Linked DNA regions of Mus musculus: region 1 is linked to region 2. A link is a loop called in an ENCODE intact Hi-C map of the cell type or tissue named here. Cell type or tissue: gastrocnemius. All regions are shown on one strand. Links, peaks and the distances in the headings refer to the core of each region. The heading gives the core; the rest is flanking DNA. Region 1 has its middle 23 kb from the start of Batf. Region 2 overlaps Tmed10 (transmembrane p24 trafficking protein 10).

The links. A loop is a pair of places that touch in the nucleus more often than their neighbours do. Peaks named below come from ENCODE experiments on the same cell type or tissue, not always from the same donor. Only the 100,000 strongest peaks of a DNase experiment are listed, where the experiment ranks them.
Region 1: it touches region 2 in a loop (4-fold over the local background); 29 of 42 quality-filtered maps call a loop at or near these places.

The regions. Positions count from the first base shown.
Region 1 is chr12:85,659,963-85,668,294 of GRCm38, forward strand. It overlaps the pseudogene Gm33312. Among named protein-coding and RNA genes, the nearest start is that of Batf, 23 kb to the right of the region's middle. In gastrocnemius, for the core only: a CTCF peak has its summit at 3,121 (motif pointing left); DNase peaks (open chromatin) are centred at 2,488 and 3,114.
Region 2 is chr12:85,342,191-85,350,522 of GRCm38, forward strand. Tmed10 (transmembrane p24 trafficking protein 10) reads right to left here. Exons shown (of 5, transcript NM_026775.4): 4 at 2,035-2,161; 5 at 1-1,359. The coding sequence ends at 1,238. Among named protein-coding and RNA genes, the nearest start is that of Nek9, 7.0 kb to the left of the region's middle. In gastrocnemius, for the core only: a CTCF peak has its summit at 4,370 (motif pointing right); a DNase peak (open chromatin) is centred at 4,372; H3K4me3 peaks cover 207 bases; H3K27ac peaks cover 4,913 bases.

The DNA of each region.
Region 1 (8,332 bases), core at 25-8,024, 320 kb after region 2:
GTAGTTCCTGGTGATCTTCCCATCTGTGGCCCTAAAGGCTATCATCTTTCTTGGCTTCCTTCCTCTTGCTCCCACTGAACTGCATAGTTGATATTTCCTAATTAACTTCTCTGTATCTTTACTTTGACTCCATTTAGACCAGTTCATGTCATTGTCAGGTAGTCACCAGAGAGGACTGCTCCAACACAAATTTAAGTCAATAGAAAGTCTTTATTAGGCTTTTTGGACAGGGATATCGAGAGGCAAGATGTAGCTACTAGTATCCCCCAATTTATATGGTAAATCCACCCGGATTTGCCACCAGAAGATTTAGATTGAATATGGCTTACAAGATTAGGATTCTAGTTGTTGTGCCTAGCGATTAAGTCACCATTGTTTCTGGGGAAAAAAAAAGAAAAAGAAAAAAGAAAGAAAGAAAGTCTTTATTAGCCAGCCAGTGACAACACTGGGTTTTCGGGATCCCAGTGTAGCCCTGAGCCTTTCTTGGGATGGGCTTTTAAAGCACAAACCCCATGTTTTGGGTTGACATACTTCAGCTAACAAGAGCAGTTCGCCAGAAGTGGAACTACAGAAACTAAAAAGTAAGGTTAGTTACATTCTGAGACTTTCCCAGAGCCGTGGACTTTGATGGGTTAGGCCTTTGTTTTAGTTTTGGCAGGTGATGGTGTGTTCACAATGAGTTTTACAGCCTGAATGGCATTTCCATCATGGAGTCAGTCATGCTAAGGTCTGGTGCCCTGCTACCAGAGAACAGAAAGTCAGGATGTAAGGGCCTGAAATCCAGACAGGCCTCCTTCTGAATCATGTGACAATAAATTCTGTTGGGGCCATGGCACACACCCCCCCCCTCTCCGTGTGAATAAGGCAGCCTGGCTCCTGGATGCAGGTGGTGGGGCCTCTTCACCTGGTACCGGCTCGCTTGTCATTCAAGGTTCCCTTCAGGCGTGGCTGAACTTTCAGTGGGTTTTTGGCTTGAAGCTCACCCAACAGCGAGCCGCTGACTAGAGGAACTTAGCCTTTGCTTGGGGGGTTGGGGGGGGAGGTAAGCAAAGAAGTGGTTTGGAGAGCGAAAGGCTCAGTTTGCCTCTGCCTGGTAGCCCATGTGAAAGGCGCTTGCTTCTGTTTGAGGTGCAGGGTGTCTCCGGATGGGACCAGGAAGTGGTAACTCCTTCAACCTGGCCGCCCGTTCACACCTTCAGTGACTCATTTTGATGAAACTCAACGGAACTCCAAACACCTGCACACACCGTGGAGTATTTTCAGATAGAAAGCTTCCCAGCTCCCTTCTGTACAGACCCCAGGAAACAGACCCACCAGAGGCACCAACAGCCCGAGAGAACACTGTTCCTGACTGCGCACACCTCCTTGCTCCCGTTTCTGCGCTCCTGGATACAGTAAGCACTGGCCTTGAGGGGTCCAAGGCGAGCAAGTAAAACACGCTGGGGTGACTGTTTTATGCACACCCATCAGAGGCACAAAACATATACATACATGGGGATGCATGTGTTGTGTTTTTATAAGCAGATCACTAATTTGCATATTGTGACTGATGTCAGTTTTATAAAATAAAAATTCGAGTTATGTGTGTATCTAAATTTATGTCTCCCTAGATGATAGAATTATAATAGTTTAATTGTTTTGTTTTGTTTTGTTTTTCGAGACAGGGTTTCTCTGTGTAGCCCTAGCTGTCCTGGAACTCACTTTGTAGACCAGGCTGGCCTCAAACTCAGAAATCCACCTGCCTCTGCCTCCCTAGTGCTGGGATTAAAGGCATGCGCCACCACACCCGGCTCATTTCTTTCTTTTATTTTGTAAAGAGTACACTGTAGATATACAGATGGTTGTGAACCTTGTTGGGAATTGAATTTTAGGACCTTTGCTCACTCTGGTCAGCCCTGCTCGCTCTGGCCCAAAGATTTATTTAATATTATACATAAGTACACTGTAGCTGTCTTCAGCCATGCCAGAAGAGGGAGTCATATCTCATTACGGGTGGTTGTGAGCTACCATGTGGTTGCTGGGATTTGAACTCAGGGCCTTCAGAAGAGCAGTCTGCTCTTACCCGCTGAACCATCTCACCAGCCCCCTTCCATTCTTCCTTTCTTCCTTCCTTTTTTTTCCACATTGTTTTCAGACTGCACCTTGTTTAGTAGTCTAGGCTGGCTTCCAATTCCCCAATGATTGAGCTATGGGTATACTCTCTTCACCTACTTTGATTTTTTGTTTGTTTATTTGTTTTTTTGTTTTTTTGAGACAGGGTTTCTCTGTATAGCCCTGGCTGTTCTGGAACTCACTTTGTAGACCAGGCTGGCCTTGAACTCAGAAATCTGCCTGCCTCTGCCTTCAAAGTGCTGGGATCAAAGGCGTGCGTCACCAACGCCCAGCTGATTCACTTATTTCTTATTACAAAACTTTCTGTCTCTTTCCGCCATTTTGGCGCCTATGGAGGCCTGCTGGGAACAGGACTTCTAAAAGCAAGTGTGTCTGGAAGGCTGTGGTGCAAGGCCATTTTTGCTGGCTACAAGCCAGGTCTCCGGAACCAAAGAGAGCACACAGCTCTTCTTAAAATTGAAGGTGTTTATGCCCGAGATGAAACGGAGTTCTACTTAGGCAAGAGATGTGCTTATGTGTATAAAGCAAAGCAAAGCAAAGCAAAGCAAAAACAAAACAAAACAAAACAAAACAAAAAAAACAAAAAACAAAAAAAAACCCAAAAAAACAAACAAACAAACAAAAAACAATACAGTGACCCCTGGAGGCAAACCAAACAAACCCAGAGTGATCTGGGAAAAGTAACTCGGGCCCACGGAAACGGTGGTATGGTTCGTGTCGAATTCCGAAGCAACCTTCCTGCAAAGGCCATTGGACACAGAATCCGTGTGATGCTGTACCCATCCCGGATTTAAACTAATGGAGAGTAAATAAATAAAAGCAAAACAAAAACAAAACAAAACAAAAACCCAAACAACTTTCTGTAATTGACAACGACACTAAGGACCACTCTAAATCCTTGGTCCAGAGGATGCTTCTTGAGCCAGATTGGAGACCCGCTAAGATTCCCTTCTGAGCTGGGGAAAGCCTTGCCTCCTCTAACCAATATCTTTGCTGCCCTCCAGTGGCTATCTGGGGCCGCAGCACGCCTACTGTCTCAAACTGCCTATTTCTTCTATTTCTATTTCTATTTTGTTTCCCAGGAACCCGGTTTCTTAGAACTGGCTTGCTTTTCCGAGTTTGAGGGCCATTTATATTCAGTGAGGTACTCGGGTGTGACCCTTTTCAAGATCCGGTGGAAGTGTCGATCTTGTTAATCTCCAAAAGATCCCAGCTCATTGCAGACCCGAAAGGGCCTGAGTAGTGGCGCTGAGAGCCCACGTTCTCACAGAGGAGCCGCATTTGGTTTTTGTTTAGGGTCCTGACTGCTGAAGTCCACCAAGCACACCTTTCCAAATGCTAAAGGCAGTGTTTCTCCTGAAGTAGGAGGAGGTTTCTGCTTTGGCCTTCCACTCCCAGACGTTTTTGTATCAAGCTAATTGCTCCATCTCTCTGTCCTTCATCTGCCGGGGGGGGGGGGGGGGGGGTTGTCATCATGCCTTCGGGATTTTTTTGTTTCTCTGTATAGCCCTGGCTGTACTGGAACTCACTCTGTAGATCAGGCTGGCCTCGAACTCAGAAATCTGCCTGCCTCTGCCTCCTGAGTGCTGGGATTAAAGGTGTGCACCACCACGCCCAGCATGCCTTCGGGATTTAACACACACACACACACACACACACACACACACACACACACTGTGCCACCCCCAGCCACTAGCAGGGGAGCCGAGTCGCTTTTCCTGTGGCCATGGCTCACAGACCTGTATTGTCCAACCCTGTGGGGGAATCAAGGCTGCAGTCCATCACGCTGCAGCCACAGTCAGAAATCAGAGAGGGGTGGGTGCTGTTCTCAGCTTTTCTTCTCTTTATTCAGCCCAGGACCCCAGCCCATAGAACTGTACCAACCAACCACCTCCGGGAACACAATCTAGATACTGCCGGAGAGGCTAATCTAATCTAGGGCCCAAAGCTTGTCTTGTAGGCAGATCTAGATCCTGTCCAATTGACAATATTAGCCATCTCAGAAGAGATAGCTTATCTTCATTTTGCAACCAAGAAAAGCAAGATTCAGGCAGGCTGAGTTTCCAAAGGCCGCACAGCAGCTGGACAGTAGAGTTTGATTCTGTTTCAGCTCCCAGCAGCCCCATCCTGATGGGGATGGCTCTTATTGATATATTTTAAATGAAAAAGATATTTTTATTCCCCACTCCTACTTGGTTGAAATGAGGGAGATTCCAGTTGCCGCCACAGATAGGCACCACGGAGGTGGCTTTATGCATCTCTCTTTTCATGTCTGCAGTGGTACATAGAGGCACTGTCATTTGGTAGATGGGTGATTTGGGAGGGGGAGTCCAGGCTCTTTCCATCATTGCTTCTGATACAGGCCAGGATTCCCCCTGGTACTTCTGAACTGTTCATGTGGCACTGACTTAAAACTTATTGTGTGGTCACACTTCCCTGGCAAGGAGCCTGGGAGATGAAGGCTTACACTGTGCAGCAGGCTGAGGCCCTGGGGCCTCAGACCAGGTTGCTTTCATGTCTCCTGCAATGGATGGTCTGGCACCCAAACTGACTCTCTAGGTGTGTACTGGGATAGCCCCCACCCTCTTCCTCCCTCTTACGGCAGACTTCTAATGTTTATGCTTGCATCTCTCCCAGGACACCAGGCTCCTGACTGTGGGTCCAAGCTGACTTCTCAGCCTATAAGGTTCCTTCTACAAGCAGGGCTCTGGCAACTGTGGCATGGATAAAGGTGGGCAAGCTGATGGGGGGTAGGGGGCGGAGGAAGCAGTTGATAGTGGTCTCCTAGGCTCCTCCGCCCCCACCACAGTGAGTTTCAGAATCGTGGGACAGCAGCTCTAGGAACAGGGCTAGAAAGCCCTTTGAGGTTGATTTGGAACTTCTGCTCGTTAAGAGTGGAACTGAGACCCTGTGTGTGGTCACAGGTCGTCAGTGCCTCTACACCTGGCCCCCCATGAGAGCCTCATGTAGTTGAATCCCCTCTAGTCTGTTCTGAGCCTATGTCCACTAGTGCCTAGGCTTGAACTCGTGGCCAAACCGATCACCATCGAGATACTAAAACAATGGATGGTATTTATTTGTTTAGAGTTTGTGTATTGTTCAACTCTCAACATCTTTGCAGTAGCTTACATAGGGATTGTGGTAAGAGAAAAAAAAATCTTCAGCAGAAATCCAGGCAAGTCACATGATGTCTCTGACACTCTGATAGACTCTGGGATTAACAAAATAACCAGGGTTTATTCTGGCCCAAGTCTTTACTGGAGACAGTTTTTAGTGTTTCTAAAACATTCTGTTTGTCCTTTCTCTGCCATTGTCATCAGTGAATCTGTCCTATGCTGAGATTAGGAGTGAGGCTGGGACTGAAACCAGCTTACACAGTCTCTCTTGGGGGTTCTGAGCACTCCTCAGGTCTCTGTACCTCACTAGGCTGCTCCCTTTTTCTGGCTACAAACCTGTTCTGGATACAGGGTGGTAACAAAATGGCTGTCCTTTTCCCTTGCCAATCCTAGCCTCACCCTCCTGCCTAGTGACCTTGGTAAAGCACTTCTGGATTCCGTTGGCACTACAAAAACTGTGGCTCCATTTGCTTGCCTGGGACTGGTGCTGTGCCTGGTGTAGGGTGGGGAGAGAGGCTTAGCTCCTGTAGGGCCCCTGTGGAGAGTAAGCCTCATGAAAGGTGAGTTGGGGGCAGGACGGACCACAGTTTTCCCCTAGCCTCTCCCCTTCGTGATAGTGTATGTTGACTATGAGGGCTCTTCAGGTCATCTTTGGGATGGAACAGGATCCTGGAGACAGGAAGGGCTGATTGGTGAGGGCCTGGGCTGAAGAAAACATAGGTCTGTGCCCTTGATGGGGCAGGAACCTGAAGGTGGAGAAGTCTGTAGGCCCAGGAGCAACGGGCCCTAGTAAGATCTGTATTCTAGAAGGGTCCTTATCCCACTGAGGTTAATTCTGTGCTGATTCATAAAAGAGAGAAGAAAACAAACTAAAATCTAGGGTTCTGAAGGAGTAGGCTTGCAGTGGGCTTTACGAAGAACAAAGGGCAACCTGAACCAGAAGAGGGGTTTCCCCCAAACTCTCCCTCCTCACCCTGTGCAGTTGGCAAAGAAGCTGAGAAAGTGAGGTGGGCCTGGAGGAGCAGGGGCACCGGTGGGACACTCTCCATGTCCCTCCGACAGTCACAAGCTTCCCAGTCTGTCACTGCGGAGGCTGCAGAGCCTGTCTCCACCTGGAAGACAGGAAATGGACAACAACAGGAAGTGGAAATCAATGTCGCCCTATGGTATCTTACCAGATACTAAATCCAGAGTATTTAACCACCAGATCATTTACCAGCGTGAAAACACACAATAGCAATCAGCCCAGTAAGTCATACCAGGACATCATCTCGGCTGTTGTCCTCGGCATTCTTCACCCCAGATACAGGCTGTACCCCGACTGTATTCACAGTATTAAGTTCATCTTTCTTGACATGGCACAATGTTGAGCAAGCCCAGCTTCCACTTACATAAAATGGAGTCCTCTACCACGCCCCACCTGCCCGGGGGCCGTGAGCCTCACACAAGACTCTGATTGTAACGTGCTTGAATGGGACCTGGGAGAAAAGATTCTCTATGAATGGTGGCTGACGTAACTTCTGGAAGCCGGTGTTTGATTTTTGAGGTCAGTTATGCAATATTGGAAATTTCCAATGATCTAAAAGCACATATGTAAATGTGTGCACATACACGATGATAAATGGAGCTGGAAAAGTCAGAAAGAAGCACCTTCTAAGTGTGCTCTACTCCCATCAGCAAGTGTGCCCTGTTCCACCACAACTAGGGGCCCGGCCCGGTTCACATCCTGAGGCCCTGCCCTTGAGGCACACACAGATGATAAGGATGTTGTATGCTGTCCTACTAATGATAGCAGTAACTATGGCTCACAACTACACCCAAAGTGTAGATTTATGGAATGTTCCACACCACATGCCCCCACAACAACGTCATGTTTAGAAAAGAAGACTAAAGCGCTGAAAATTTCAATAATTTGTCCAAAGTCACATGATTAACAAATGAAGGCACTGTGATTTGATTTGGTCTGTCTGACTCTAGATCGGCCGTTCTTCCTTGTAAGCAGGAGGCTGTGCTTTGAATGTGGTCTGTCTCTGAAATGTCTGTTGAAGTCCCATTGCCTTTGGCATAGTGTCGGAGGTGGGAGGTTTAAGAAGTAGTTGAGTCATTAAAATAATAATAAAGTTGCTAGGGTGGTGGCGCACACCTTCAATCCCAGCGCTCTGGGAGGCAGAGGCAGGCAGACTCCTGAGTTAGAGGCCAGCCTGGTCTACAGAGTGAGTTCCAGGACAGCCAGGGCTACACAGAGAAATCCTGACTTGAAAAACTGTTGAGGTTCGGTCTGTTGCTATGTATTGCAATGCTAAATTCTATACCCAAAGGTCTAGATCTACAAGGACTATCAGGTTCACAAGCTTTTGTTGTGCAAACCTTGTTCCTTAAAACAACAACAACAACAATAATAATAATCAAAGTGTCAATTACAAAAAGTTGGAAATGGGGCCATTCTCACAAGAACAAGAACGAGGTTTTGCTCTTGGTACTGAATTGGCTGTTACAAAACCCATCCGCTGTACAGTCCTGTCTCTTGGCATGCCTTTACCTGCCCATCCACCTTACCATCAGGTTACAAGACAGCGCAGGTCCTCCCTGGCAACAGGCATCTCATCTTGGACTCCCAGCCTCCAGAAATATGAGCTAAATAAACTTCTTTTCTTTATAAATCGCCCAGTGTTGGGTATACTGTTACAGCACCAGAAAGTGAGCCAAGACAAGGTGAAAATTCTTCTGACTTTTCCGTGCATTCACAGACATGGACCAGAGACAGTCCGACTCTCAGTGTCTTCTTTTAATACTGGTCCTGCAAGGAGTTTCAACATCCTTCTAATTGCTGACATTTGACCTCCGACGCCTTGAGATTTTTATCTGAGCATAGAAAGTAGCCGCTTCATTAGTATGTGGAGACCCAGGGAGGTGAGTTTGGAGCTTGGTAGTCTCTGCCTGGTTCTCAGAAGTTAAAAGAATTGGTTTGTCTGGGCTGGAGATAAGGCTCAGCTGACTAAGGCTGCTCTTCCAGAGAACCAGGGTTCTTCCATTCCTAGCACCCACATGACAGCTTACAACTCTCTGTAACACCAGTTCCAGGGGATCTGATGGTGACCTCTCTC
Region 2 (8,332 bases), core at 109-8,108:
AAACCATAATGAGATATTACAGGCATCCACTCAAGGGGAGAAGTTAAAATAGCAATGATAAAGACCACAGAGAATGTAGAGCTGTAACCTGCCATACAGCCACTCTAGACAGAGCAGGGAGGCTTCCTTTAGAACTCCATGTGCTTCCTACACAGCACAGCAACGGCCCTCTTAGGTATTTATCCCGGAGTGATGAAAACTTACATTCACCTAAGAACTTTAATAGTTAGGCCCAATCCCCAGGCCACCCACATGACCTTTAAGCACAATGCAGTACCATCCATAGCCTGGAGGAAAACCAGGATGTGCACCGCCTTGGAGAGGCACCTCATGGGAATTATGCTGAGTGGAGAAAGCCAACCTCCAAAGGTTACACTCTAGATGACCCATTTACATAACAGAGTTAGAGTTCAGAACAGGGCAGCAGATTAGGGAGCCAGAGCGGGGGGGGGGTGGGGGGGGGGGTGGAGAAGGGAGTGGCTAGCTGCAACACTGCAAATGAAGACCATGGGATGGAACTACTCTACCTGGAAATGATCGACAGGATCTACAAGTGATAAACTGGACAGAACTAAACACACATACACAAGGACTTCAAGCAGTTGAGCACAAACATTTTAATGGTCTAAAATGAGATTTTTTTAAGAGATTATCTACAGTTCAAAGCTCACCTTTTAATGTGTCCCACCCATGACCCTTTTAGGAGACATAAAATTATGAAGGATATCACCAGAAGCTATGTAAACATTTCATCTAAGGACCAAGAGAAGTTCAAGGTGTTTTCACAAGGAAACCAAAGAGACAACTGATATGAAAGAGCTGACCGCAGTCAGAGAAATCTTGGGAGGAGAACTAGAGTGAAGGACAAGGCGATGAGCAGGTGGGAGAGAAAAAGCAAACAGCTCAAACAGATCCTGTGAGGCGGGCGACCCAGGACGAAGGCTGGCTTTGGCGTTATCTAGGTAACCCCGGTTTGTTGTTTTGTTTTATTTTGTTTTCTTTCCATAGGCGACTTTAATAATCTTGTTGCAAAACCAGTCCAAATCCTACTGCATTAAAGTCCTCATTGACTTGTTGGGTATAGGTGGTGCCCATGTGCTCTCATACCAAAAGTATCAGTTCTGGCAAGAAAGCTCAGCTGTGCCTTGATGGTACTGTTAGTAGAATGGCCTTGGGCTAGGCCAGGCATGTCCCAGCGATGTTCTGCTGGCTCTAGGGGACAGAACACTGAGCCTCATTACTCTATCAACTTCTTGGCCTTGAAGAAGCGACGCAGGTAGAAGACCTGCCAGGTGGCTAGTCCAATGAGGCAGAACATGGAAAAGATGCTGAAGTACAGGACCCGGGTGTTCGTGGACTCTAAAGAAACAAAACAATGCAAAAACACTGTAAATGGAATGAAGTTAAGTTGCTTCAGTTTGGCTAAACAATGGCTAGGGCGTAAAGACAATTAGTTAGCCTCATTCTGTCCATAGGTCTCAGAGTTCAAACAATTAAAGCAAGCAAGCAAAAGTGAGTATGGTAACACACCTGTGATCTCAGCACTTGAGAGGCTAAGACAGGAGAATCCTGAATTCCAGGCCAGCCTGGGCTACATAGCAAGATCCCGATAAGAAACTCTAAAACTGTACTAATAGGATCTGAAAAACCTTATGCTGAGTTGGTAACTATAGCCGCCTCAGTGGTACACCACTTTCTTAGCATGCACAAGGCTCTGAGTTCCATCTCTAGCCCTGTTTCCTTTTGCTTTGTTTTTAATCCCATTTAAAATGTTAAAAATTACAAGTTGGTAATACTTTGCTACAAGCTAACCAAAAATATAGTCATTACATATCACCAAAGGAAATGTCATTCTTCTGAAAACCTAGCCAGCTGATTTACCTTTTAGTTACAATAGCCCTAGAGAAGCAATTTTATTTCCCTAAATCATATTCCACTTTTCCCAAACTGAGAAATGTGTACGTTAGCATTCAGTGTCCAGAATCTGTCTCCTTTACAGCTCACGCACTGAGAAATGAAAGCTACCCCACTCACCATTAGTGTCCCTCATCTCCTCTTCCCGCTTCTTCATGTAGGCAAAGTCATTAACAATGGACTCGGAAAGGTCCTCGAGCCGTCGTAACTCCACCTCCAGTGGTTTGAGTTTCTCGACTTTTGCAATCTGGAAAAGATCAGAATTGGATCCAACTCCCTGAAAAAACTGCTTAAGTAAAGAACATCAAAGCACAAAACAAAGCCATCTGGAGGAGCAGAGTCTCCTCCTTACAGCCTGCACTGCACTGCACCCGTAAAGAAGTAGTGAGGGCAGGAGTTAGCCAGTGTGGGAAGGAGCCCAAGAGAAGTGGGGGAGGGGTGTGAGCAGAATGCACCATCTACGAGTCTGTGTACACATTCAAATCTCTGTCAATCATTCTAAGATATTTTAAAATTTGGCTTTCTACCTTTCTCTACAAACTATATTTTTCCACCTTAGATCTTTAATTTTAATTAAGATTTCTTTAAGATGTGTGTAGTAGTGATTCATGTAAACCCAGCATTCAGAAGGCAGGAGCAGGGAGATCTCCAGGACAAGGTCAGCTGAGTGTATAAAAAAGACTTCACAACAAGGCTAGGGAGATGCTGTAAATGGCTCTGTGGTAAGATCACTTGCTATGCAAGCAAGAATACCTGCACTCATCTCCAGCATCCATGTTTTTAAAAGCTGGGCATGGTGATGCATTCTCGAAACTTCAACTTTGCATTGTAGGGTGGAGACACGAGGAGACAGAGCCTGTGCACCACTTCCAGCAAAACAGAACAGCTCAGTGGAAGGCTGTGAAGGAGGAGGTCCTGTCCCTCCACATTCCTGACTGTAGTACAGCACTTTACATTGCCCTTTCATCCTTTGGTAGGCAATTGACACTATAGCTAGCATGGCAGCTTCGAGAGTCATATTAGGTGAATGTAGGCAGAAGGAGGAAGCATGTGCTCCTGCAGTATCACAGAGGAGCTCAAAACCAAAACCAAAAACTAACAGGGTTTTGCATATCTAAGTCATACAACACTGGACTTGATTATGTTCAGAGCCAAGAGAAATCATACATTTGCTAAAAACGACCCTAAATCTACCTTGACCGCTCTTCAATTCCCTTCCAGAGGCAGCTACAGTTACCAACTCAGCATAAGGTTTTTCACACCCTATTAGAAGATAAACAGTGTACAGTTTTATAGCTTTTCTAGTTGAGAGTCCAGGGTTGCCATTCACCTAGTATTTATCTGCACAAAATTCCCCAAGGAAAGCTGGGAGCAGTGGGACATGTCTTTAATCTCAGCACCTGGGAGGCAGCAGCAGGCAGATCTCTGTGAGTTCAAAGCCAGTCAGGTCTGTATAGTGAGTTCCAGGACAGGCTACATGGTGAGATCTCGTCTCAACGAAACAACAACAAAAACAAAAAACTCAAAACCAAACAAATAAAAACCCCAAGGAAAAGGTACTAATAAGACATATAATAAACCAAGCGTAGTCTGCGTAACATCTTCCTCTTGCTCTGCACTTCCCTATCCAAAGCTTCCTGACTGAGACAGAGAGGCAACAGTATGAAACTTCTTAGACATCAATTATTTAAGGGTCCCTAAATAGAAACTTGCAAAAAGGAACTGGAACTGAAACTGTGGTTGTGCTCCAACAGCTAGAAATATATATATATATATATATATATATATATATGCATTACACTATTATATTTTTATATAATAAATACACACACGCCGGTACTTGGGAGGTAAATCAGGAGGATCTGAGGCTCTAGAGCAGCTGTGGCTACCACACAATAAGTCTACAGAGAGCCTAGGCTACATGAGACCCTAATTAAAAACCAACCAACCAACCAACCAACCAATAAATAAATGGATGGATAAAAGGTGAACTATTATACTAGGTCAGCAGGGTCTGGTTAGATTTCTCAGACTAGCAAGGTTAGAGAATGGTCCAGTTCTCCACTGCTGCTACTCTCATGCTTGCAGGCAAAAGCATAAAACCTTAAAAGAAATTCCAAGTGCGTCCTCCAGGAGACCCTCTTCACTTGCCCAGGACTAAACACTAGTCAGTTCAAATATAAAAAGTAAACTCTCAAGGCTGGGACCAAGCTTCACGAGCATACACAAAGCCCTGGGTTTGAGCCCCAGTGCTGCAAGTAAGTAAACTTAACACTTGTTTAAAAGAAAATGAAAACCTACCACCACCCCCAACAACTGTTCCGCTTGTCTAAATGCCTGACTTAATGCTCCAAGTTCTAGAAGAACACCAGCTTGTATGTTTCATGAAGACAGCCCAGTACTCTGCTTTTTTCTTCCAAGGCAGAAAATAAGGCAGGCCATGACAATGTGAAACAAATATTCCACTAGGGGGTGCCGTTCTCCTGATATATTGTGTATAGCCATTAAATAATCACAGAGTATTAGAGGAACTAGGTACTCATTTTATGGGTCCATCACTTTACAGAGGAGGAAACTAAGCATTCCACAGAAACTCACTTTTTAGTGGCAGACTACAATTTTCAGTGGCAGACCCGATTAGACTAAGATGGGCTCTGGAATCTCTAGCCAGGCACCTAGTATGCAGCACTGGCTTCAAAGGAGCCCATTTTCTCAAGTACTGTGGCTCCTTAAGCAAGTGCTTTGTGATCAGAGTACTCTGCATCCTTTCTCCATAAAGCCCACTGCCCAGAGAAAGCCCTCAACATCTACCACTCTAACGTGACTAGTTCATATTGCTTAGAAAAAACTTAAAGCTATGTGGACTTTCCCTGTCTATGTACCTTCAGAGCATCAATAAATTAAGCTTTTCCTAAAATGCATCTATGCCTGCCACTCTGATGCCACAGCTTAAATCCAGAGAGTACCCAGACTCATCTGAGAGGTACTGAGATCACTAATCTGCAAGCAAACAACTAAAACTAAATAAGCTCAACTGCTTCCAGATCCACAGGAAAGCCTCCTGTTCCAGTCAAATTAATCTGCTACCTTCATGGCCTGCCTCAAAAACCCAAATCAGTTCCTATAAGCTCCAAAGGCTAAACAATAAATGTGAGGGACATGAAGTCTAACACAGGTAAACAGAAAGAACAAGATTCAAGGACCAATCTCCAGCACAGGGGAGGTGCACCAATCACAAGCCTGTTCACAGCAGTTCAGAGGGCCAAGAGGCTGCCCGAGCTGGCTTCACATAGCAGTGCCAACCCCAGGCACTGAACCTGAAAGCTCTCATTGAGAGTGTCCAGGATGGTTCTCCATTAGCCTCCGTTCCAGTGCCTTACTCCTGTCCTGTCCTGTCCTGTCCCGTCCTGTCACTTAGACTGTGCCACTGGTACAGGGAAGCAGAGCCCTCCTTCCTATGGCACTCAGAACACTTGGTTCTGGTTTTCTTTCTTTAGCTGTGGCCTCAACTATGTTTGGGGGCACCTTCTGATAGAACGGCAGGCTTAATAGAATCTAGTCAAAACAGGACTTCCTCCTATTGAAAATTCGGACATCTACAAAAAGAAAGGTCACACGCAGTCAGGAGTTAGGGGACAAGCTGCCTTTGTCCCCCCAGTTACACAATCAGGGAGTCTATCTCTGCAAACAGCTACTCCAGTTCACGAAAGAACAAGTTGCTTTAAAAACAAAATTAGGGGGAAAAAAAAGGGTAGATTTGCATCCTGAAGATATAGAGATGCTGCCATCTAAGGAGCAGAGGCAAGGCAGTAGCAGAAGTCCTTGAGACACAAGGGACCAAGCATAGATGGTCCCTTGTGTCTCTTTCAGTGTACAGTGTTCTTTCTCTTTATATTACAGCCAGTATTTGTCTCCCAAGTATAAAATACTTTATATTAAGACTATATAACAATTTTACTAAGTCCCTCCTAACATTTCACACAGGCTACTGTGCTGCTCTGTCCCACTATGACGACACTGAGTAAGCTGGCCGTGGTGATACAGGCTGGCAGGCCTAATACCTCAGAGGCTGCGATGGAAACGATTGAAGGTTTGAACTCACCTAGGGGCCTACACAGTTGAGTTCCAGGCCAGCCTGGGCTACATGGCGAGGTTCTGTCTCAAACAATAAGACATTACTGCATGCTACAGGACAGCAGAGGACTTCGGAACTGAGTCCACATTCTTGAGATGTTGGATGTGAAGGAAGTTAAAGGGACTGATTTTGGCCTGTCATGGCTACTCTAGGCCTTTGCCTCAATCTGTGCTGGTGTTGGGAGCTGAGAGGAGGGAAGTCATTAAAGAAAGTGGTGGGGAAGAGTTCGTGGTTAGGAAGCAGAACCTTAGAGCTGTGTTGTAATCATGTGCGTAAAAAGCTTAGGACATGCCAGACATCCGAAGCAGGAAGCAGGCAAAGGAAGCGATGTAGTTCCTTTCCTCTAGGGATTCCCCTCTTAGATTAAGCAGAAGGTCAAAAAAGATGAAATTCTTGTCCAGTGTTAGTAACACCTAAGGATACCGGAAATGCCAGGAATTGTGATTCCTGTGGTATGTGGTATGACAGCGGCATTCATACCATTCTTTATACAAAGCCATAGTAACGCCATTGTTTTGGGGAGAGTATGCTATATCTCGGGTTTAGCAGGGCTTCAGTACCCTGTTATTTAATACACAGATGCTTAATGACAGAACAAAGTTACAAGTCATATAGTAGGAAGCAATGTCTCTGTTTCATAGACTGAGCCAAGGGTAGAAAAAGCAGCAGTAACAACACAGTGCAAGCACTGTACCTATTCTTGTAATCCAAAAGAGCTATATCTTCAACACTCCAAGGCTCAGGGAACACAGTGGGAGAGTCAGAAGAAATGTAAGCTCTAGTGGACACGGGGTGCTGTGAAATGCTGTGTTTTAGACATGACATGGCCCTAGTGAACATGAACTCACAGCAGCTATACAAGACCTGAACAAGATCAAGCTAGTCAAAATTCCAGCACAGATAAGGGAAGGTCTCAGGAGTGCACAGCCTAGCTGAGGACCTACTGCCTGTAGATGGCTGTGTTCTTTGGGAGTGTGGTCACTGGTAGGTGCCCATGCCCCATAGCCATGTGCATAGGACATTACTAACCAGACCAGTAGTCACAACACCTGAGGGCGTGTGTCGAAGGATCCTTTCATGGGGTCACCTAAGACCATCAGAATACACAGATATTTTCATCACAATTCTAATAGTAGCAAATTAGTTATGAAGTAGCAACAAAAATAATTTTTTGGTTGAGGTCACCACAACATGAGGAACTTTATGAAAGAGTTGCAGCATTGGGAAGGTTGAGAACCACTGAATTAGACTCAGTGAGCTATAAAAAAGAAGACATGAAGTTAAGAGACATGTCTGAGAGGGTCTGGATGTAGTCAAAATGCATTGTGTGTGTGTGTGTATATATATATATATATATATATATAAAATTCCTCAAAAAATTTTTTCCAGGCATTTTATATCTCATAATAACAGTTTAACAGTTATCTTATAACAGTCAATAAGATTCTTCAGAATCTTGAAAAGTTAAGATTTCACTTTCTGTGTGGTGGTGGCACACACCTTTAATCCAGAACTTGGGAGGCAGAGGCTGGTGGAGCCCTGTGAGTTCAAGGCCAGCCTGGCCTGCAGAGTGAGTTCCAGGACAGCCAGGGCTACACAGAGAAACGCTGTCTTGAGGAACTGGAAAACTTGTGTTTTCACTTTTAAACTCATCAGTTAAAGAGGCTCTCTAAACAAGCCTGGAGATACAAGCACTTTAGCCTCCACTGGGAACTGTCTGATATCCGTTACTGTATCACTGCTTGCTCTAGCGACTACTTCCAAGGAACTTTGGTTTCACTCAATTGAACACAAGAACAAGAAAAAAAGAGGAAAAACTTTGTGGACTTATAGTTACTTCCTGATGCACATATGGCCAATCACTTCCTGTCTGCTTCCAATTTAGGACATTTTCCTCCCAAAATCTTGACGAGCCATGTCTGTTCATCATTTTTCAAATTCTACCTAATCACTTTAAGCAACGTTTTTTCATATAGTTAGGATACACCAAACTATATTATATATCATTCTGTAATACTTCCTACCAGAATAAAATGTCTGACTCTCTTACAGCTCTTTGTACCACCCAGCCTTCCTCCTTTACTTTAACTGGAAGTTATTTTTTAGCGATTGTTTCTCAAAAAACAGCACAGCTGTTCAAGACTAACCAGCGTTTGAGTCTAAACCCTAAGATATACACCTACTTGTTTTAGAGAAGAGAAGGGGATGATATTAGGAATTAAAAAACAAAAAACTTTCTTTTGACAGAATTCTATTTAAAAGTGTGTGTGTGCATGTTTGTGT